Linked DNA regions of Homo sapiens: region 1 is linked to region 2. A link is a loop called in an ENCODE intact Hi-C map of the cell type or tissue named here. Cell type or tissue: K562. All regions are shown on one strand. Each heading gives the region's core, and the rest is flanking DNA. Links, peaks and the distances in the headings are about the cores only.

Evidence for each region. Hi-C counts contacts between places; a loop is a spot of excess contacts. Peaks named below come from ENCODE experiments on the same cell type or tissue, not always from the same donor. Only the 100,000 strongest peaks of a DNase experiment are listed, where the experiment ranks them.
Region 1: it touches region 2 in a loop (3-fold over the local background); 2 of 110 quality-filtered maps call a loop at or near these places.

What each region holds. Positions count from the first base shown.
Region 1 is chr7:26,495,192-26,507,077 of GRCh38, forward strand. It overlaps LINC02981 (long intergenic non-protein coding RNA 2981), which reads left to right. Exons shown (of 5, transcript NR_148502.1): 3 at 1-8; 4 at 923-1,027. Among named protein-coding and RNA genes, the nearest start is that of KIAA0087, 38 kb to the right of the region's middle. In K562, for the core only: a CTCF peak has its summit at 5,767 (motif pointing left); DNase peaks (open chromatin) are centred at 3,160 and 5,770; H3K27me3 peaks cover 1,638 bases.
Region 2 is chr7:26,055,214-26,067,099 of GRCh38, forward strand. LOC105375199 (a long non-coding RNA gene) reads right to left here. Exons shown (of 7, transcript XR_927114.3): 3 at 6,330-6,484; 4 at 3,251-3,601. Among named protein-coding and RNA genes, the nearest start is that of NFE2L3, 91 kb to the right of the region's middle. In K562, for the core only: a CTCF peak has its summit at 6,658 (motif pointing left); a DNase peak (open chromatin) is centred at 6,668; H3K27me3 peaks cover 2,323 bases.

The DNA.
Region 1 (11,886 bases), core at 2,705-10,704, 440 kb after region 2:
ACATTTAGGTAAGTGATGCCTTTTCTTCGTTTTCTTTAAGATGTCCTATAAAACCCTATTGATGTAGCTCAGTTGTTTGAAATTTATGATGCTTTAGATAGGCTTTGGCCTGAGATTGCCTTGAGGAATGGTGTAGGTACACAAATTAAGAATAAAAATAAGATTGCAAAAAATTGCACCACTTAAGGGAATTAGTTGCTTTTTTCATTATCTTGAATAATTTGTTCTTAAATGCATCAGAGGGACCAAATCATAGCTGACTGATCGGCTCGTTATAAATAATTCTCACCTATTCCTAAAAGCGGGGGCCTGTTGTGCACTTGCTACCTCCGTTTAGAGAATATTGCACTTCAAGCCCATTGGATTTGAAAGTAATAGAAATGGTCTTTTTAAAGCCAATATTCTAGAATGAGCACTTCATTAAATCGAGACCCACCTTTTACCCAAATTTAGCTAGACTTTAATGTGCATCACACATCTCTAATCTGGGCTTTTCCTATAGCCTCTTTCAAAGGACATATTTGTTCAGCCTTATCAGTGAGGTATTCAATCATGCTTCCCTTGTATCAGGCACCTCAAGGGCAGGAGCTAACACAAATGTGCTTGGTTTTTAATAGCTGAAAATATGTCTACGTGAGGTTAACTGTATTTACCCAATGCCAGATACCTGAAAGAGTGTGAAAAATTAAGGTAATTATTAATGTCTCCAAATAGCTGGATGATGGTGTCATATTTGCAATGCATAGATTATGCCATCATGTCAGATTTGGGACACTTTGGGAGGTTGGGAATGGGATGGGGATGGGTGGCAGTGAATAACATCAGACAGGGTGGATACGTAATTCCAAAGTTGGAATTAGTGTCTCTATTTTAACAGCAATTCCTTTACTTAACAGCAATTCTTTTCTGTTTATCATTTTAGGGAAAACTAGAAAATACAGAAATATATCAAGAAGAAAAAAAATTTAAAAATGACCCAAAATCCCACCAACCAGAGACAGCTATTAATGATTGTGGTATATTTATTGTAAGTCTCTTTATTTCTGTCTTCATGCAAACACATTTTTAAAGAATGGACACTGGTATTATATTGTTTATACAACTCTAAATGCTGCTTTTTCACTTATTACAATTAGGACTTTTTTCATGTTAATAAATACTTCCTGAAAACATAAATATCTAATGGTTACATCAAAATTTATTACCTTTTCCTTGTTGATGAACATTTAGGTTGCTTTCATTTTTTCTTGCTTATATAAAATAAACATTCTTGAACATAAATACATGTTAACAGCTCTGAAAATTACTCCATGCCCTTATTCTTTTTCTTTCTTTCTTTCTTTTTTTTTTTTTTTTTTTGAGACAGGGTCTCACTCTGTCACCCAGGCTGGAATACAATGGCATGATCTCTGCCTCCCGGGTTCAAGAGATTTTTGTTCCTCAGCCTCCCGAGTAGTGGGACCACAGGCGTGCACCACCATGCCTGGCTAATTTTTGTATTTTTTGGTAGAGATGGGGTTTCACCATGTTGACCAGGCTGGTGTTGAACTCCTGGCTTCAAGAGATCCACCCATCTCAGCCTCCCAAAGTGCTGGGATTACAGGCGTGAGCCGCTGTGCCCAGCCATGCCCTTATTCTTGATCACCTTCCCTACATTTGGAGGGGTTATGGAGACATAAAGTGTGCCTAAGATCCTGATAACAGAGCAGATGGTTTATTTTTTGTGGCAAGGATATTTTGTGGCAAGGATGTTTTGCATTGATCAGTTGCATTTAATAAATTAATTACTTTATTTATTCAATAGGAATTTACTAAAGTCATGCTATACGCTAGGCACTGTGGAGGGACTGCAGAAAGACTTCAAGGACTGCACCGTCTTGTTAGAAAGATGCCTAGACAACATTTGAGAAACGCTGATCATGTCTGATGACACATAACTGCTAACAGTTACATGGAATTTTCTATATGCTATATACAAACATACAAATATATGTATGTATATTTACTCAGCTCTCACAACAGCTACTACTGTTATTATGAATCCTGTTTTATAGTGAGAAAACTGAAACATGGAGAGGTTAAGTAATTTGCCCAAGATCACATAGCTACTAAGTGGTGGAACTGTGATTAGAATCCAGGCATTCAGGCTCCAGAGTTCATACTCTTCACATACCACATCTATCTTGAATATAACAATGTAGAGAAAAAGAATTATAGCAAGCATATGTCTAGGTAAGCATTTTCCAGAAGTGACTGTTTTTTTGCATTGGGTTTGTAAACTTTCAACAATAAAGCAGGTTGGACTTTATATCAGTCAAAGCAGAATATTCTGATGTCACCTTCCCCAATGTTTAGGATGTTAATGAGAATTGCTAATCCAAGAGAAGAAAATAATCTCATCTAATTTGGGTAAGTCAATTATTTGAAAGTAGAAGAACCACCCTTCCACCTCTCTTGTTCTAAGGAACCTCTGGGGGAAGTACTGGAAAAATAATGCTTTCTAATAAGCCCAATAGGGCTTTTGATTTGTAATAACTATTTTAATAAGTATCAGTTCAATTCCTATTATTTTTAAGAAGTTCATTGAATGAATTAAAGAACAAATGAATGAGCAATGCTTTAGGCTATAGGCTTTCAGAGGACGTAATTCTATGAAACAGACTCAGTGGTATGCTGGCACCAGCTCCTACTTGCGTCTCTTTTCAACTTTGTGTTCAGTGACTTTGCCTTGGTAGCTTGACATCAGCCATGGTGGGAATATTTAAACTAAATAACTGAGAAAATGATTCATATTAGAGAGCTTTCTTTTTTCCCGGGAACTAAGTGTTAAACATTTACCAGCACACCACTGCCTAGACTTGTTAGGAAATTCACAAGTGAGAAGAAATTCTGTGATTCCAGGAGATGAAAGAGGGAAGTGTAATGAGAATATCAACTTGAGTATTTTATCCGTTGCTTTCTTTAATTGGGTCATTTCAGAGGGTGGGTAGATTTTGTTAAGACAGTTGAAATATTTAGGTAGGTAGAGGGGTGAGTGCAGTTGAAGAGTAAAGGCTGTTTGGGGCAGACAAAAGAATGATAGCACTCTTTCAAGTGCTCTGCCACCAGCAGTAAAAGTCGGGAGAAGGACCTAGCACCAGGACACGTGATCTGTCCGGCGTAAGCGAGTGCTGAGTCAAAGGCCTGCAATTCAGGCCCCTGCTCTGGGGCACGGTCAGTTTCAGCCAGGCCCAACTCTCTTTCCCAGGTCCATGGCGTGGATGGCACCCAGAATCCAGCAGGGGAGTGCTGGTGGATACACCTGGGAGGGCCTGGTGGAGGATCATTTGCGTGCAGAAATAAGGAAATAGACATATTTGAGCTGGAAGAAAATCTTACATGTCTGATCCAATTCTCTCATTTCACAGATAAGGAAAAGGGGCCCCAAAGAGTGAAGAGGGGATGTCCTGAGGTCATGAGGCTGGCTTACAGCAAGGATCTGGACCAGACAGCAGGGTGGGACCCTCAGCTGTCCCCATACTTGCTGCTTGATATTGGATAGGTTATTTAGGCTCTATGTGTTTTCTCATAAACACATAGAGGTTAGGTAAAAATGGTGGTGTGAGAATGAACTAATACATGTAAAGAGCTTGCATGTAGTAAGCTCTCAATAAATATTAATAATACTGGGCACAGTGGCTCACACCTGTAATCCCAGCACTTTGAGAGGCCAAGGCGGGTGGATCCCTTGAGGTCAGGAGTTTGAGAACGCCCTGACAAACATGGTGAAACCCCATCTCTACTAAAAATACAAAAAATTAGCCAGGCATGGTGGTGGGTGCCTGTAATCCCAGCTGCTCGGGAGGCTGAGGCAAGAGAATCACTTGAACCTGAGAGGTGGAGGTTGCTTTGAGCCCAGATCATGCCACTGCACTCCAGCCTAGGTGACAGAACCAGACTTCATCTCAAAAAAAAAAAAATTAATAATATAGAGCCCTTGTGTTGACACTATTCTCTTTTACAGCCAGAAAGAGAGAAAGATTACAGAAAATAAAAATATATTAATATATTAAAGGCATAATACTGTGAATTAATACTGATTAATTCAATATACTATTATATCAAAAACCAGGATACTAATAATAAATAATATATGGAAAACCACCATACACATTGGTAAAACATTAACATTTTCAAATCTCCAATCCAAGAATTTTCCCCAAATCCAGATTGTGCAGGTATTTTAGTGAATGATTCACCCTACAGAATTACTTATTACATTTTTCTTTAAACTTCAATGGATTTGTAGCTGAATGAGGGATCAGGTAATCACCAGACATCTTGGAAGGGCACATGATCCCTCAGGCCTTTTCTTGGAGAATGTTTAAAGAAACCTCTTCCTTCCCATTAGGGAGGCCGACCATGAGTCCCTTTGTGTTGACAGTGAAGGTGTCTGGGGCTACACCTCTTTCACATGCTCTGCCACCAGCAGTAAAAGTCAGAAGGCCCTGGCACAGGGCACACCTGATCTGTTCGGCATAAGTGCTGAGTCAAAAGCCTGCAATTAAGGCCAGTGGCTGGGAGGAGGCCTGGTCCCAGCCTCTCCTTGATTTGCCTCACCCCACCCAAACACAGGTCATGTTCATCATCTGCTAGCCAGCAAGGAAGATGTGTGGGGTACAGGTTACAGGGACTGAGCCCGGAGCCTGACTTTCTGGGCTCTACCACTCGTTGTCTTCATTTCCAAAGGCAAAGCACTTGACCTCTCTGAGCCTCCATTTCTCATCCATAAAATGGGGATGATGATAAAAGTGACTGCTTCATAGGATTGTTGAGAGGATCAACTCAAGTAATATGTGAAAAGTGGCACATAATAAGTACTCTGTTTCATGTTTCTAATTAATTTTATTTTTTTTAGGTTTTTTACTGTGGTAAAATATATGTAACATAAAATTTACTATTTTACTATTTTTAAGTGTAAGTGGCGTTGAATACATTGTGGCATTGAATACATTCACACTGTCATGCAACCATCAACACCATCCACCTCCAGCCTTCTTCGTCATCCCAAACTGAAACTCTACTCATTAAACAATAACTCCTCATTCCCGCTTCCCCTTAGCCTCTGGGAACCATTGTTCTTTGCCCATTTTTAAATGGAGGTTGTTGCTGGGTTGTGGGAGTTCTTTATTCTGGATATTAATCCTTTACCAAATAGATAATTTGATTTTTTTTCCTATTCTGTGTGTTGCCTTGACTATGTCCTTTCATGCACAAAATATTTTAATTTTGATGAAGTCTAGTTTACCTATTTTTTCTTGTATTGCCTGTGTTTTGGTGTTAATTCCAAGAAATCATTGCAAAATTCAATGTCATGAAATTTTGCCCCTTTCTTCTAAGAGTTTTATAGTTTTAGCTCTTATGTTTAGGTCATTGATGACTTTGAGTTAATTTTTGTTTATGATGTAAGGTAATGGTACAACTTCATCCTTTTGCATGTGGATATCCAGTTTTCCCAGCACTATTTATTGAAAAAAAGACTGTCTTTTCTCCATTGAGTGGTCTTGGCATCCTAGTTGAAAATCATTTGACCCTATATATTAAGGTTTATTTCTGATTTCATTGGTCTATGAGTCTGTCTTTATGCCAGGACCACTCTGTTTTGATTACGGTAGCTTTATAGCAAGTTTTGAAATCAGGAAGTGTGAGACCTTCAACTTTGTTCTTCATTTTTCTGGATGTTTTGGCTATTCTGGGCCCCTTGAGATTTGAGAAAGAGTTCCCTCTACTGGCAGATCTAAGACAGTCTGTTGACTCAGGTACCTGATAATTTTTGAAGATGCATTTAAGAAGTTAAACTATTGAGAATAAAAAAATCTTAGCTAGGCTTTATTTTATTTTTCTGATCGGTTAGAGACTCTTGGAGACTTCTCTTTCTTCTCAATCAATTTGACTGAGGTATAATTAAAAAAAAATAAAACATACTGATATGGCTTGGCTGTGTCCCCACCCAAAATCTCATCTTGAATTATAATCCCCATAATCATCATAATCCCCACGTGTCAAGAGAGAGACCAGGTGGAAGTAATTGAATCATGGGGGCAGTTTCCCCGATGTTGTTCTCGTGATAGTGAGTGAGTTCTCACGAGATCTGATGGTTTATGTGTTTACTAGTTCTTCCTGCGTTAATTTTCCTTCCTGCCACCATGTGAAGAAGGGGTCTTGCTTCCCCTTCGCTTTCTTACACGATTGAAAGTTTCCTGAGGCCTCCCCAGTCCTGCGGAACTGTGAGTCAATTAAACCTCTTTCCTTTATAAATTACCCAGTCTCGGACAGTTCTTTATAGCAGTATGAAAACAGACTAATGCATATACAGACACATACACCTAAGTAACCATCACTATCGCAATCAGGATATCAAATATTTCTATCAACCCAAAAAGTTCCTTTGTGATTTTTGTAGTCAGTCCCCACTCTTGATTCCCCATGCCCCAGGCAACCACAGGTCTGCTCCCCGTCATATAGACGAGTGTTGTCTGTGTTCAGATTTCAAATACATGGAATTGCACAATATATGCTCCTATGTCTAAATTTTTTTCACTTAGCATAATGTTTTCGAAATTCATTCATGTTGTATTTATCAGTAGTTTTTAGCATTGTATCGCACTGTGGTATTTCATTGTATATATCATCATTTGTTTATCCATTGACCAGTTGAACATTTGGGCTATTTCCAGTTTGGGGCTGTTTTGAATAAAGGTGCCAAGTTCAAGTCTTATTTGCAGACATATGTTTTCATTTCTCCTGAATAAATACCTGCAAGTGGAATTTCTGGATCATATTGTAAGTGTATGTATAATTTTATAAGAAATTGCCAAGCTGTTTTCCACAGTGGTTGTATATCTCACCAGCAGCATATGGGAGTTCCACTTCCTTCACATCCTTGCCAACATTTGGTGTGGTCAGTCTTTTAAATTGTAGCCATTTTAGTGGCTGTGTTGAGTATATGAAAAATCATTGTTAGGTTTAGTTGTTCTTCTCATAGCAAGACCTTGAAGCCTTAAAAATATATTTTTAAAAATTTTAACTGTAATAAAAAACACATAGCATAAAATTGATCATCTCAGCCGTTTTTGAGTGTAGTTCAGCAGTGTTAAGTATATTCACATTATTGTACAACAGCTCTCCAGAATGTTTTCATCGTTCCAAATAGAAGTTCTATACGCATTGAGAACAATAACACTTCATTTCTACCTTCGCCAGGAGACTTTTAAAATTACACTTTTTATTTTGAGGTACTTATAAATGTATATAGAGTTGTAAGAAATAATACAGAGATATCCCGTATACTTTTTACTCACCTTCCCCCAGTGGTAACATCTCACAAACCTATAGTACAATATCACAACCTATTGGAACCTTTTAAAAATACACACCTCTCAAAGTTGAGTGAGAAGTCACAGAAAACAGGCACCATTAGATCATGTCCTGTGCTCCACTGTCAATGAGACAGGGAGAATCTGAAGCATCAGAGGCTGTCCTAACCATAATGCCAATGAATACTCTGAGAATCACATTTCAGGGACCGCAAGAACCACTGATCCGTTAATATTGGCAACACCAACGCTTAGTGCTTCCAACCTGAAAATGCTGCATCTGGAATTTCAAATTAGGCATCCCTGATGAGAAAGTGAGATGCAGAGTAAAGGGCAAGGAGATGGTCAAAAGCAAGAGGTATATTCATTTAGACCTCTGCCAGTGGGACTGGCACTCGGCATGTCTTCTTTTCTCACCTAGACATTTCTGTCTTTCTGACTAGGAGTAATCATGGGTGGTGGTTCCGTTCAGGGAGAATGAAATAACTGTGGACCCCCAAGCTCATTTGAGCTAATAGCTTCAAAATACTTGGGTAGATGCCCAAATAAGTAATGAAATGGACTAGTTTTAGTTTTAGCTTTTTGTGCTTCCACTGCGCATCTCTGGTGGAGGGAAGGCTGAGCAGTGGAATGGCTAAGGTGCAGGGAGTCAGGGATAGGAAGAGAAAGACCCAGGTGATCTTCAGACTGGATAACCAGCCCCTGCGGGCTCTGGAGCTGATGGTAATGATAGGAAGCAAATCCTGAAGGTAAAGGTTATAAGACAGTCCTAAGGGCGGGAAGGGTGAGGAATGAAATCAACTGCAACGACAAATGTAATTTTTAAGATAACCAATGAGAAAGAAAAAGATGAAAATTAGCTTGATGAAAAATGGATATAGTGACTCTTTCCCCATTTCCTTTAGCATCTTTCAGAAGACGATCGTTTTAGGGCAGTCCCCACATGATGGTGACAGGACAATCACTCTTTTGGAGATCATTTTTGAAATTATGGCAAAGTCAAGGGCACCCGCTGTAAGTTCCTTCGCATCCTCTTCTCCATCTCCAGCTCTTTGCCTGTTCTGAGCTCCTGTCTCTGAAGAATCTCTCTACTTCCATTGTGAGTTCATCTCCCTGTGCCCTTGGTCCCTCCTGCTGCCCTAAAGTCTCGCTCTATCAGGAACGCATGCTCCCCTTGGATCTTCCAGCTCTCCTTTCCGGGACCTGCAAGCATGTTTGGATCGCCCCTTCCTTCAAAACACATGCCTTAGGCCTGCTCCCCAATCACCTTACCGACCTCAACCCCTCCTTCCTTTCATTAGTAAACGTTTTAAAAGAGTACTATCACCAGCTACCTGTCTCCTTGACCTTGGGCCAGCTGCTGGTCGCCTTTTCCCAACACTGTTGCCTGAGGGCTGTCAGCGCCCTCCCTGTAGCTGCGTCCCCGGCCTTTTCTCCTGGATCATCGTCTCTGTTGCTCTGGACACTATGGACATGTTTCTTTCCTGTGTCACCCTGTACTTCCTGGGATTTTGTGCTGTCACCCTTTTCCCTTTCTCCTTTTCTAGGACATCTTTGCCACTTCCTCTGCCCCACAGATTTAGGTCTCTGCAGAAGTTCACTTCTGGGTGTTTTTCTCTTATTTCCTATTTTGTATAGTCTTTCTTCCAATAGTCTCGTCTGCTTCCTCTGTTTCAATTAAAGCCTCTAAGCAGATGTCTTTGAGTTTCATTGGTTAGACCTTTCTAAGGTGCCTAAATTGTGGGGTCGTGTCAGGATGAGATTGTGCTTTTGATTGACCTTTGTACCCCCTAGCATAATGTCGTAAATATAGTAGAAGCTCAGATGATATTTGCTGAATAGCATTTGTATCCCCAAACTATTGGATGGTGGGATGTTGGGATCTCTCATTTTTTTTGTCTTTTTTTTTTTTTTTGGTAGAGATAGTGATATAGAAGTTAAAAAGAAATTGTTTAGGCAGATAGAAAGGGTTAGGAAGTCCTCAGTAATGTTTTCCTTTTAATGACTAGCAGCCCTCAAATCATTTCTTTTCTAACAAAGAGCAGCCTGTAACCTCAAGCTGCAGACATAGATAAGCAAGCTGGAAGCTTGCACCAGTAAATGCTGGCAGCTCTGCCAATAGGAAAAGGCTACCTGGGGGCCAGGAATGTTCAACATGGTGGCTCTAGCTTCCCTTTTCTTTGTCAACCAAGTGTACAGTAAGGAGCAGGCAACATGGCACCAGCCAGGTAGAGACCCCATCTGTATAATAAAAGATTAGGGTGGGATGGCTGGCCTCTTCGTGCACTACGCAAGTGTCACACTTGGTCTGACCAATCTCTTGAGCCCTGTGTAAATCAGACACTGCCTCCTCAAGCTCATCTATAAAACCCTGTGCATTTTACCACAAAACCGGAAGACCCACTCAGGTGCCTCCTGTCTCTGCAGGAGAGAGAGCTTTTCTCTTTTCTCTTTCTTTCGCCTATTAAACCTCTGCTCTTAAACTCACTTCTTGTGTGTCTGCATCCTCGATTCCCTTGGCGTGAGACAACAAACCTTGGGTATTTAACCTAGACAATGATGCTACTTTAATAGAATCTTGCTATGTTGCCCAGGCTGGTCTTGAACTCCTGGCCTCAAATGATCCTCCTGCCTAGGCCTCCCAAAGTGTTGAGATTATAGGTGTGAACACTGTGCCCAGCCGGGATCCCTTGTTTTGATGTCCTCTTGACATTGTGGTGAAGGGAAGCCAAGTAAATCTATAACCTTTCCCCTCCAAGACGCTGTCCCAAGAAACAGCCCTGGTTCAGGACAGTTGGTAGTCTGCCCTGTGCCAGTTCTCATAAATGACAGAGAAGCTTTCAGGATAGAAATCCTGGGAGTAATTGAGTCATGATTGGCACCCCCTGCACTGTTCCAAACTGACAACAAATGGGCATGGCAGCATACGCCTCTTCCAAGTGGCATCTAATTTCTCGAAGGTGACTTTACATTGCTTTACAGAGGCTGGCACACTGATTCAGGAGAGCCTACAGGGAGTCGCACCTGAGCCTGGTGCCTGACTGCAGCAGACAGCTGCCTAGTTAAGGCAAATTTTACAGTTAAATTGTGTTCTGCTTGGGAATTGGAAACTACTGCAGAAGGACAAATGCAAATGCAATTCCAGTGCAGGGCAGGAGCTTGTTAAGAGACAGCCCTGCTGCAAAACCTGAAATCTCCCTGGTTTCTGTTCAACTATTGCTTTGGGGAAACTCATGGGCCATTTTCTGAGGGGCTTTAAGGGAGGGAGGACAGAAGTAGCTTCAGTGCAATATGAATAACATGGGCTTTGGGGTGTGACCATGTCCATGTTATTACAAGCACAAGCATCAACCTGCCTGGTTTTAAATGCTGGCTCTACCACTTACAGGCTGGATAACCTTGGGCAAGTTACTTTAAATCTCTGAGCCTCAGTTTCCTCATCTGTAAGCTCTAAATAATAATACTTACCTTGTTAGAAGTTAAAAATACATAGATATAAAAACCTTAGCCCAGTGCTTGACATATAAGCCTTCAATCAATGCTAGCAATTTCACCATTATTATTACTGAATAATTGTGAGACCTTGAGCAAGTCACTTAACCTCATGGTGTCCTTTTCTCCATTTCTTGGGGGTGGTTTTGTGAGCATTAAGTAAAAAAAAAAAAAAAAAAATCTATGAAGCATTTGGCACAGGATGGGCCCTTCATAGGTGCTAGCTATTACTGTTATTATTATAAATAGCTGGATATAAACAAATTTGCTTCGCATACCTTAGGGTAGTGGGTACCTGCTGGTGAGGGCTCCCTGGAGAGCCAAATACATCCAAAAGAGCAAGAAAAGGACAAAGTCAGCATAAAGTTTAAGAGAAAAGGTCAAGTAAGACGGACCTGGTTTTCCAGTAAATGATCTGACCTCCCTCCAATGCGGCTTCCTTCTCTGTGAAATAGGGATCGCAATGACAATAGCCCTTCTGCGGAGTTGTGGTGAGGACCACCGTGCTTGTCAAGTGCTCAGACAGGAACTCTGACACACGGTCAGTGCCCATAAAATGTAGCTGTTGGTATTGAGAATGGTGGGCGGGCGGCAGGGTTAGTGCAGGATTATTGGGAAAGGGTTGAAGAGAGTGGGGAGGAGGGAAGGGGTGGGAAGAACAGGAGGGGGAGAGAGTTTTGCTGAACACCACCTAATAGAGATCCTAACTTGGAGGAGACAACCCTGTGTTTTGTCTGAGACTGCCTTTACCCTTCATGTGTCCCCTGAATGCATCTCTCATGGTGCCAAGAATAATGTCTTTTACAGAGGAGGTCATCAACAGATATTGATGGAATTAGAGGTTACCTCAGAGAGAGGATATGTGTTTGATCACTTCTTCAAGGTTCTGGAACTCAAGACCATGGTGTTCCAAAAAATGTTCATGTCTGGGATGGGTGTATGAGGTAGGGGGAGTCTCGGAATGCCAGCCATTCTTTCCCACCCATTACTGTGAACCAGAAGGATCTAATACATCTCCATGGGTAATGGTTTGATTCTT
Region 2 (11,886 bases), core at 2,096-10,095:
TTTATGGAATCTTTTGATGAACATAAGTTCTTAAAGTCAGTGGAGTAAAATATATTCATCTTTTCCTTTATGACATAATTTTTTAAAGAAAATATTTTTCAATTCACTTCTGATGCATCTCTCTTAATTGTTAAGCAATTTTTTTCCTGAAGCCTGCATATCATCAAGGCTAAGCCATGAGGCTTAGTGTCCCAGGGAAGAAAGGGCAAGTCCCGTCTAGGGTAGGGAAAGAAAGCAGAAGGAAATGACGTAAGGGTGAGTTCCCACCAGGGAGAATGAGGAATCTGAAGCCCTTCCAGGAGAAGTGGTGGTAATAGAGAGAGATTTGCAGAGAAGGAGGCAAAGAGAAGACGCTACCTGAGTCTCTCAGAGACTAAGCACTGCCTCCACCTTGGGCCTTACACTGGCCAGAAGAACATAATCCAAAATAAGAGAGAAGCTGAAAGTGAATGGGGCTTGTGCCACTTCTCTGAAACTGTGGAACAAGACCATCTCACAGGGTATTCCTTTGTCAAGATGTGACACAAAGTGTTCCACGTCTCTCCCAGTTCCTTTGTAGAATGAAGGGGATTCAGATGGTCCAGTGGGCTCTCCCACTGAGTGACACAGAAGCTAGTTGACCACTGAGGGCCAAGAGAACTGCCATATGGCTGGCAAGGCTAGTGTGAAAGTGATCCGTAGCAGAGACCACAGAATGGACATTCCAGGCCAGAATTGGATGGAGAATATGGAAGAGGATTAGAGCATCTGCACAGCCAGCAAGGGTCAATGTGGAGCTCAATCAGCGAAAAGAAGCCTACCAGCTCCTGATCAGGCCAAAGGATAGGCCATGAGTTATGTCAGCTGCAGCCTTCAACAGCAGATGCCAGCAGGATGCCTGGAAATGAGATGATTAATTCACAATTCTGAGGAGGTCAGCATGAACACAGACAACAGCACAAGGACCATCACCTGAACCAGCCATCCTCCCCTACTGCCATGAGGATGGGTAAACCTTCCCTATGCCTCTAGAGAAAGGATAAGAGAAAGGCTTTCAAAGAAGAGAAACAGCTCCTCCCCACACACACAGCCCTCATGAAAATGGGGCCTTGAGACTAAGATGAGAGTAGTTAGAGAAAATAAAAGCAAACTACCTTTTTCTTTTTGCATATTTGAGAGATTCTATGTACCTCTCTACTCCGCTTCAATAGTTATTATTATGGTCCTCATTGTATATGGGAAGTCTGAACATGCAAAAAAAGATTATAGTACAATCTAAATACAGTAACTGAGCTATACACAATATACATAGAGCCCATAGAAAAGGCAGAAATTAGCTACATATATTAGTTTTATATTGCTGTATAACAATATTACCACAAACTTAGCAGGTTAAACCAATACAGTTTTACTTATCCACAGTTTTACTTTCCATGGTTTCAGTTACTCATAGTCAACTGTGGTTCAAAAATATTAAATGGAATATTTCAGAAATAATTCATAAGTTTTAAATTATGCATCATGCTGAATAGCATAATGAAATCTTGCACCATGCCGCTGCCTCCTGCCCAGGACATGCATCATTCCTTTTTCCAGTGTATCCACACCATATATACTTCCCATCTGCTAGGCACTTAGTAGCTGTCTCGGTTATCAGGTCAAAAAAGCATAGTATATGCGGGGTACAGTACTATCCACAGTTGCAGGTACCCACGGGGAGTAGGTATCCACGGGGGGTAGGTATCCATGTAGCTGGGTCCTCTGTAAGGCTTCAATCAAGGTATTGGCCAGGGCTGGGTCCTTATCTGAAGGCTTAACTGTGGAAGAATCTGCTTCTAAGCTTACAAGGTTGTTGGATGCATTTAATTCCTTGTTGGTGGTGGACTGAGAGCCTCAGTTTCTTCTTGCTGGTGTCAAGTTCCCTGCCACGTGGGCCTCCCCAACATGACTGCTTGCTCATCAAAGCCAGCAAGGGAGTTCCTCAGCAAGATAGATATTAGAGTCTTATGTAATGTAACCATGGAAGTGATATCTCCTTTGCCATGTTTTATTAATGTGAAGCAAGTCACACATGCTGCTTACACTTAAGGGGAGGAGATGAAGGGTGAATGCCAGGAGACAGGGTCATGGGAGTGCCTTAGAGACTGTCCACTATACTAGGCAAGGTGGGTGGCTGGGGAAGACATGCCAGATGTGACTTCTCAGAGGAGACACAATCTGAGCTGGCTTTTGAAGAAGGTTAAGAGCCCCAGAATTGCTTGGCAGCCCCAGAACCTAGTCAATGTTTAGCGTTATAGGAGGAAAGAACAAATGTTTGTGAATGACAGTATTGACATCGGGAGAAAAGTCTGGTCACCCTTATAGGAAAGAAGATTGTATTTTACATGAGGCAAAAACAAGAAAAATAATTGTCAAATCTCATCTCAATAGCAATAAGTAACATTAAAGCCCTTCTAGCAATATTAAAATGGGAGAGGTCACTGCATTAATGTCTCAGCAAGCCTCACCAGGAAAGCGTAATGAACATCAAGGGCACTGAAACGACAGGAGATGATCTAATGCAGGAAGCTCCCCAAATACTATATTTATACAAATGATAAATAGGTTTCAAGAAAGGAGAAACCAACTAATGTTGATGACTAGGGAAATAAATAATATTAGAACTTTACACTGCAGTAGCATCTTTCATCTGGGATCCTAAAAAGCTTTAAGAGTAATTAAATTTGGGTGCTGCATCAAAGTAGACCCATTTTTAAAACAAAAATATGGATTTTATGCCCTTCAGCAGATGTAGCACTGAATAGTCTCACAGATAATGAAACAAAACCTGGAGATTATTTTCTCTTGAAGAATGTTTTATCATTGTTTCCAAGGTTCTAAATTTGTAACTAGCTGAGTCTTACGGAAATGCAGGGTGGAGCCACATTTCTTTCTATATATTGGAAAAGAGGCAGCAGTTTCAGCCCAGGTGGAGTGTGTGGGGATTGGGGGTTAGAAGCAGTCCCCATGGAAAACCCACCTAGGGAACAGGAAGCAAACATTGGGTCGCCCTTGACATATGAAAAAATGACATGACATTTGGAAAGCATCCATCTGTGTCAAACTCTGTTCTGGTTTTCAAGTATCATTGTTGGAGTGCCTCTGAGTCTCAAAAGCCTTCTGTGTTTCACATTGTTTCCGTGTCAGAGACAAGTCCATGTTTAGTTACTTGGGAGCAAGCCTCCATTCCTGGTTGGTGGTCTCAGTATGCTACCAGATCTTGCCATCTTACCATTTGAAGCTCCTGTGACCATGTTGAACCCACTCGCAACCTGGGTGTGTCTGTGGGAAGCCTGCATCTCACAGGGACATTAACACCCCTGCTGGGAGACTTAGCGATTCAGACAGGAAGTTTCATCCTCAAAATCAAGTCTCATATGCACCCTTCCATGTTCCACTGTGCCTTCAAGATGTGTGAATCAGCTTGCTGCTTCGGCAGCAGAACGTGGAGACAGCTTTCCACCCCCGGTTTTCCACGGGGCAATACACGGACCATCGTGTGAGCTGGCGGTGCAGAAGCATAAAGCTCCTTGGCCATCATTCCGTTCACAATCATTCCGTTCACAACAGGGCCATGCTGCATCTGGGGAAAGGCCGGTGATCATGTGAGCATGAGTGGTCATGGTCTATAAGGAGGATACAAAAGAATCTCGGAAATAGACACCATTTATTCACCAGTTCCTACTAGAAGAAATAAGTTTTGAGCCCTTCAACTAAAATAATGTGAAGAAATATTCCTGAAGTTAGATAGGCAGAGGATTAGGAATGTGGGAAGATGCTTGACTGAAGGTTCAACCGATCTCCTGTGTTTAATTTATTAATATGGAGTTCTAGCTGGGCATCTGATACTCAAAGACAAGGGAACAAAGCTTCACAGCCTGTTACAGCTTTGGACTTGGCCCAGGCTCATGCCCATCTCCAAAGCGGTCAAGTCCTATTTGTCCTATAAGAAGCACCTGCTGGCCAGGAGCAGTGGCTCACACTTGTAATCCCAGCACTTTGAGGGGCCAAGGCAGACAGATCACGAGGTCAGGAGTTCGAGACCAGCCTGGCCAACACAGTGAAACCCTGTCTCTACTAAAAATATGAAAATTAGCTGGGCGTGGTGGCGGGAGCCTGTAATCCCAGCTACTTGGGAGGCTGAGGCAGGAGAATCGCTTGAACCCGAGAGGCAGAGGTTGCAGTAAGCTGAGATCGTACCGCTGCACTCCAGCCTGGGTGACAGAGCGAGACTCCACCTCAAAAAAAAAAGATGCACCCGCCGTTGACAACCTCCCCAGGCTTCTCATCTATGAGTCATCCACCCTCCCCAAACTCCTCACCATTTATACATGCCTCCCTCGAGACCCTCATCCCTGTGTCCATTCAATTTTAGCAGTTTATGTACACGTCATATCCTCTTTTCAATCAGAAGTAACTCGAGGGCCCTCGCATTTTGGCTCGTATATACTAAGTACTCAGTAAACACCTTGGAAAATGAGTGAATGGCTGTTTAATACCTATTAAAATACAGAGACCAAACGTACACTCGCCCCTCCGGATCTCACTTGGGGAGCAGTGCCTTTGTGCTCAGGAGGGCTGCCATGTTCCTAAATACTTCGGAATACACAGAATTCTGGTATGCTTTCTAGAGACCAGATATACCCAAGCTTCAGCCCAATTTCAGTTTTTAAAAACAGGATCAAGAGGGCCAGATGTGGTGGCGCATGCCTGTGATCCCAGCATTTTGAGAGGCCTTGGAGGGCAGATCACCTGAGGTCAGGAGTTCGAAACCAGCCTGTCCAAAATGGTGAAACCCCATCTCTACTAAAAATACAAAAATTAGCTGGGTGTGGTGGTGCACACCTGTAATCACAGCTACTCAAGAGGCTGAGGCACAAGAGTGGCTTCAACCTGGGAGGCAGAGGTTGCATTGAGCTGAGATTTTACCACTGAACTCCAGCCTGGGTGACAGAGTGAGACTCTGTTTCAAAAAAAAAAAAAAAAACAAAACAAAACAAAAAACAGGATCAAGATTTACGCCTTCCTGAAGAAGTTGAGTCTGGGGTCACAGTCATTAGTATCATGCTTCATAATGACCTTAAGCCTCTTTCAAGTGTGTGATATTCTATTAGGTTGATGCAAAAGTAATTGCGGTTTTTGCCATTCTTTTTTTTTTAAAAAAAAGGCAAAAACCGCAATTACTTTTGCATCAACCTAATATATGCACAGTTTCATAAGCTCTCTGAGGGCAGGACTTCTGTCTATTCTGTTGATGTTATTGTTACCCACACACACTACCTTGTAAGGAAGTCTGCCCACACTGGGCAAACATTAACTATTGACTAAGCGTATCATTTTATTTTAACACAATTAGGAAGCCCTGCATTCCAAGGAACCCCTTTAGCCAAAAGCTGCTGAGTTAGGTCACCAGACTCAGCACACACCTTTTCTAATCTGCTTCTTCAGTCCCTATGAGCCATACAATGCATTCTCTCCTGCCTAGAGTTGGCAATTTCAATTATTTCTTTTCCAGAAAGAAATAAAAGTGTCTGGACTGAAATAGATTTCCCTGTTTGGAAACTAATGCAGTGAGGGGTCTATTTGTTACAAACACTGATAGGCAGCCTTCTCCACAGAGGTGAGCCGTCCTTTCCCATGGGCTCCTCTTTGCTCCTTCCTCTACAGGAATCCATCTACTCTGGTTCATGTACAGAAGGTTACTGTGGTTTTTCCAGGAAACTGCTGCCTGATGAGGGAGGCAAATTTTCTGTGTACAAATTTGAGGACCATTTGTGCAGAAACAGACATAAGTAACAGAATATAAGCCATATTAATGTTTTTATGACTATACTTGGGCCTTCTCAACAATGGTTAAGTGTTGCCAAACTAGCTTTACTTAGTGTTGGCAGGACAGGAGCTGTAATATATAGTTCTTTTTGTCTTGGCAATAAGTCTGGCACTCCTGCCAGAATCTACTCTAAAGGAAATGAACCAGAGACAATAAGTCCATTCAAATGCACTAGCGATTTCTTCCAGCAGGGATTTTTCAATTTCTAAGTTGATACAAATTTTAAAACCACCTATTTTAAGTAGGGAGTGGGAGTTTTATTTTCCAAAAGAAGATGTTATATTTACCAATGTATTTCTGACATCTGTCCGCAACAAGAAATATTATAGTGCCAGGTAATTGAGAAGGTGTCAGAACAAAACAAACATAAAACAAACAAAAACAGAGAGAGATGTATTCCTTTCAAAAGGATGTAAACACAAAATATAATTGATGGGCTTCATTCAGTCAGCCGTTTAATTTGCGGTGTTTAAGTACTTACATAAAATGACATTACTGCTGTGCTATTGTCTCGCTGGTTCCATGCATTTTATTTATGACCATGTGTCTTTGTGAGTGAATAAAAAAATGTGGAGTTGCTAGCAGCAAACCTTACACATTTCAAAACCCAAAACCAAGAAATCCTTGAAGGACCACCTATAAAAAAAAACTTTGTTAACACAAGGTTCAATATTTGCCTGGGTTGGCACAATCCTACTTGGAGGGGAAAAAGGAGGCGGATTTTTCTGGCTTTAGGAGGCGGGATTTCAGGTAAACCACTGTGAAGGTGCCTGTCTACGCCTCTGAATTCTAGAGCCTAGAGCCCCCTGCTGGCTGAAGGAGGAAGAGACCTGAATGGACCCGATGGCCATCATTTCAAACTCCTCATTTTCCCCCCAGGTCATTCATTCATGCAGCAAATATTCGTTGAGGCTTGCTCTGTGCCAGGCACTGTTCTAGGCTCTGGGGATAATCTGTTCAACAAAACATACAGGTCTTTGCCTTACTGGAGTTTACACTGCAAAAAAAGAATTCAAATGGCCGGACGCGGTGGCTCACACCTGTAATCCCAACACTTTGGGAGGCCGAGGCGGACGGATCACCTGGGGTCAGGAGCTCGAGACCAGACTGGCTAGCATTGCAAAACCCCATCTCTACTAAAAATACAAAAAATTAGCCGGGCGTGATGGTGCACACCTTTAGTCCCAGCTACACGGGAGGCTGAGGCAGGAGAGTCACTTGAACCCCAGGAGGCAGAGGTTGCAGTAAGCCAAGATCACGCCATTGCACCCTGGGCGACACAGCAAGACTTCATCTCAAAAAAAAAAAGGAAAAGAAAACCAAATAACCATAAACTATAATGTCACATAGAAATTGATACTAACAGATAAACTATGAATCACAGCACAGCAGGGAGAGGAAGTAAAGAGTGATGGGAGGATGATGTATTTTTAGACAGAAGAACTGAATAAATAAAATGAAGAAGAGGGAGAAATTGGTAGGAGGGGCTTCCAGGAAAGGGGCGGAGCGAGTGTGAGAGCTGGGCGGGGGTCAGGGAGTGCACGGAGCAGTTAGCAGTGCAGAAGGCCCCGGTAGCTGAGCGATGAACCGAAACTTAAAAATGAGCTGAGCCCAATGATGCGGAGCCTTACATGGTAAGAATTTTGGATTTTACAGTAATCCACGGAGAGGCTTGAACAGAGAATTAACTAAATTTGCTTTCCATTCTAAATAGACCATTCTGTGTGCAACAAGAACTAACTGCGAGTGTGAAATCTGAGAGGCCCATTTTGGAGGCTACTGCCATCATATTTCAAACAATTCAATCAATGAATTTCACCAAACTGAAATTCCTGCTGTTTACAACAAGGTTCAGAGAAGAATAAAATATCTTGGTCTCTGCCCTCAGAGAGCTTTCAATCAACTTGGGAAAATAAGATAGGCACACTTCAAATTAAACTTACGAGAGACAGTGAAGGATTGTTCTGGCTTGTACACAAGAGCAATAATAATGAAGATGAAAAAGGTGGTGTCACCAGCAGCCAAGCACCAGCTTGAGGCAGTTTAGCTTCATGGTTAAGAGCACAAGCGCTAGAGCCAGGCTGCTGGGGTTCAGAATTCTGGTGTCATTTACTAGCTGTGTGACCTCTGGCATGTGCCTTGGTTTTCTCTGTGCCTCAGTTTTATGACCTGTAGAATGGATCTAATAATAGGACCTTCCTTATAGGGTTGGTATGAGGAATAAATGTGTGTCAATGTTGTGTAGAAGGTGTTTACATCAGTGTTAGGTAATTTACCAAAACTACTCAAAAGGAAGAAATGTCTCCGAAATCATTATTACTGCAGTAGGTCAGATGTGGTGTGATAGTGACTTACATATCAGTTGTGGAAACAAAATAAAAGGGGCAGTATTTCTGGAAGGTTAACTTAGAAGGTTTGATGACAACAAGATGGTAAATGAAGCATACAAAGGGGTTCAAGATGAACATGAGATCTCAAGCGTAATGATTAGGAAAACAGTAGAAAGGAGAGAAAAAGAGAATTCAGGATGGGAAATTGGTTTGAGAGGCAGGGCAGGTTGGATTTCAGGCATACTGAGTTTGAAGTGGACAAGTGATTAGAAATGTCAGACTAGGGCTCAGAAGAGAGATCAAGGGTATCCTTATGGATTGGAACCTCTTCCTTTGGGGGCTATCTTTGAAGCCATGGAGATGACAGATAACTAAGACAGAAGTGGCTGAAAAAAAAGAGCTCTAAGAATGAAATTTAGGAGACATGACCATAGTTATGGATTAGAAAAGAGGCTGAAGAGGCCGGGCATGGTGGCTCATGCCTGTAATCCCAGCACTTTGGGAGGCCTAGGCAGGCGGGTCACCTAAGGTGAAGAGTTCAAGATCAGTGTGGCCAACATGGTGAAACTCCATCTCTACTAAAAAAAAAAAAAAAAAAAAAAAAAAAAATACAAAAATTAGCCGGGTACAGTGGCAGGTGCCTGTAATCCCAGCTACTAGGGAGGCAGAGGCAGGAGAATTGCTTGAACCTGGGAAGCGGACATTGCGGTGAGCCGAGATCACGCCACTGCACTCCAGCCTGGGCAACAGAGTGAGATTCTATCTCAAAAAAAAAAAAAAAGAAAAAGGAAAAGAGGCCAAAGAGAGGAAAGCATCAGAAAATCAGGAAGAGACATGTTATTTTAGCAAAAATATTGAGAAAGATGGAAAAGCCACTGTCAAACACTACTAAGAGATAAAGGATAACTAAGTATGCCTTTGGAGGAGATCATTAAGAAGTCATTGATGGGCCAGGCAGGTGGCTCATGCCTGTAATCCATCCCAGCACTTTGCGAGGCCGAGGCGGGTGGATCACCTGAGGTCAAGAGTTCGAGACCAGCCTGGCCAATATGGTGAAATGCTGTCTCTACTAAAACTATAAAAATTAGCAGAGTGTGATGGTGCCCGCCTATAATGCCAACTACTTGGGAGGCTGAGGCAGGAGAATCTCTTGAACCCGGGAGGCGGAGGTTGCAGTGAGCTGAGGTCAAGTTACTGCACTCCAGCCTGGGTGACAGAGCCAGACTCTGTCTCAAGGAAAAAAAAAAAAAAGTCATTGATGGCATCAAGAAAGAGTTTCTCAAGTGCAGCTTATCCTAAGGGTCTCTGCTAAATGTTTGTCATGAATGCTGTGCTGTGCCACCCAGATTTCTCCATCAGGACCCAAGGTGCTGTCTCCCCGGGGAGGGTTGTAAGCTGACAGCTCCCAGCGGCTCGGCTGAGGAAAGCCATCTTGCCCAAGGTCGTGCCCGCATCCTGGGGCAGCCTGCAGCAATGGCTGGTTGACTTCGGGGTATAAAAGCCCAGTTTCTTCCCAAAAAGGGACAACTCAAAAGGGCCATTCCAGGTTTCGAGCCATGGAGTCAGCTAGGGCTGAGTCACAACACACTGTGACTGCACTGCCGCCAGCCTCCCCTTCCCCACACAGCGTTGACGCCAGTGAGAAGAAAAGACCCCCAGGACACTTTAAGCAGCAATGCCAATCTCTGAGTCGGGATCTGCTTCCCCAGGAACCCAGAGGCCACAATGTATTAGAAAATTCAATAAAAATAAAAATGATAACATCAGGGAAGAGTTTTGGCACAAAGAGATCAATATAGCATTTAACAGGCCAGGTGCAGTGGTTCATGCTTGTCATCCTAGCAATTTGGGAGGCTGAGGCACGTGGATCACTTGAGTTCAGAAGTTCAAGACCAGCCTGGCCAACATGGTGAAACCCCCATCTCTACTAAATTACAAAAATTAGCCAGGAGTGGTGGTGCATGCCTGTAATCCTAGCTACTTGGGAGACTGAGGCACAAGGATCACTTGAACCCAGGAGGCAAAGGTTACGGTGAGCTGAGATCGCCCACTGCACTCCAGCCTGGGCAACAGAGCAACACTGTGGAAAAAAAAAAGAAAGAAAGAAAGAGAGAAAGAGAGAGAGGGAGAGAGGGAGGGAGGGAGGGAGGAAGGGAGGAAGGAGGGAAGGGAGAAAGAAAACACAAAGAAATAGTATTTAACAGATAAATAAAAATAGTTCCTTAGAAATAGAAATTCTGAAATTGAAAGGGTCAAATTGAGGGAAGTGAATAGGAATGGGCTTTTCTCCAGGACCCCAAACCTATCAGACTTGCAAAAAATGAGATGGTGCCATTTACCTTTGGTGAAAATAGAGTGCTGGGTTTCCTAACCCGATTGATGGTGCTGTCACCGTATAACCTCACAATCTCTTTTAATCTCTGCACTCTTGTCACTTTGCTGCCATCTGGAGAGAGGATTAATTTGATTTGTCCCCCAAGGAGATTAATGTATCTGATTGGATTCCAGCACACGGAGGGATACCATTCTCTAACCCATCAGCACTGTCCATGGCCAGGGTGCAAAAGCCCATCCCACTTCTCCCAAGAAAGAAGCAGCTCTGAGGATCCCGAGACACTGTGGAGATGATGCTTGCAAAGTTCACTTTCACATTGCGCTGTCTTTCTAGCCTTCCCAGTGTTGAAATATCTCTCCATACGCCCAGTGGACCTTCCCATAGCCTATGGGGGTGGGGCAGGGGAAATTCACTGCTTAAGAAAAAGAATGTTCTTTCATGCAACCAAATGTACTATCCAACCCCTCAGATGCTTGGAAAGGCAGGGATCATGCCTGTTTGTTTACCTCTGTACCCCAAGAAACCAGCAAAGTGCCTGAACACACAGAAAGTGCTTGATTGTTGAATAAATGATCTAAAAACTGGTGCTAGGTGGATCACGAATGAAGTAAAAGAAACAATCAGTAAATATAAATGATAAAGATGGCTAGAGACAGTTTGGCTCTGTGTAAATTATGACTAAGTTGGAGTCCTCTTCCGGTCACCTCAGTGAATGTCTCAGTGATCCAGTTGCCCATGGTAGATACTTAAGAAAAGCTCTTTGGACTGAATTAAACTACAATAAAACCTCATTGGTGGAAGCCCAAATAAAAAAGCATATTCATTGGTGCAAATACTTCAGAAGAAGGGACATTATTCATTATTCAGCACAAGGATATGAGAGTGACGAGGAAGAGAAAGACAGGGACAATTTTTAACAATGAGAAGAAAGGAATCCAAAGGTGGGGAGTCTAAGGAAAATGATCGATTATCCACATTAATGGAACTATTCGGTTTAAAGCTTCAAGAATTGGCCTGAGGGACCACCATGAAATTTGCTATCTCAATTAATCCTTGCAAAGTGAAAATAATACATGTTAGCTGTTCTCACCATTCTAAGGACTTTACATGTATCCTCATTTGATCCTCTCAAGAACTCTGTGTGTTAAGTTTGCCAGTACTGCCATCCCCATTTTACAGATGAGGAAACTGAGGTCTAGAGAACTTAAGTGACTTGCCCAAGGTGGCACAGCTGGTAAGTGCAGCCATGGGTCTTCGAACCTGGACAGTCTGACTCCAAGGCCATGCTCTTAACCTGTTCACTGTATCACCTCCTGCAAGGACAAACATTCCACCTTCTTTTCCCCTCTTCAACCCACAGGTAAGTTCTGTAT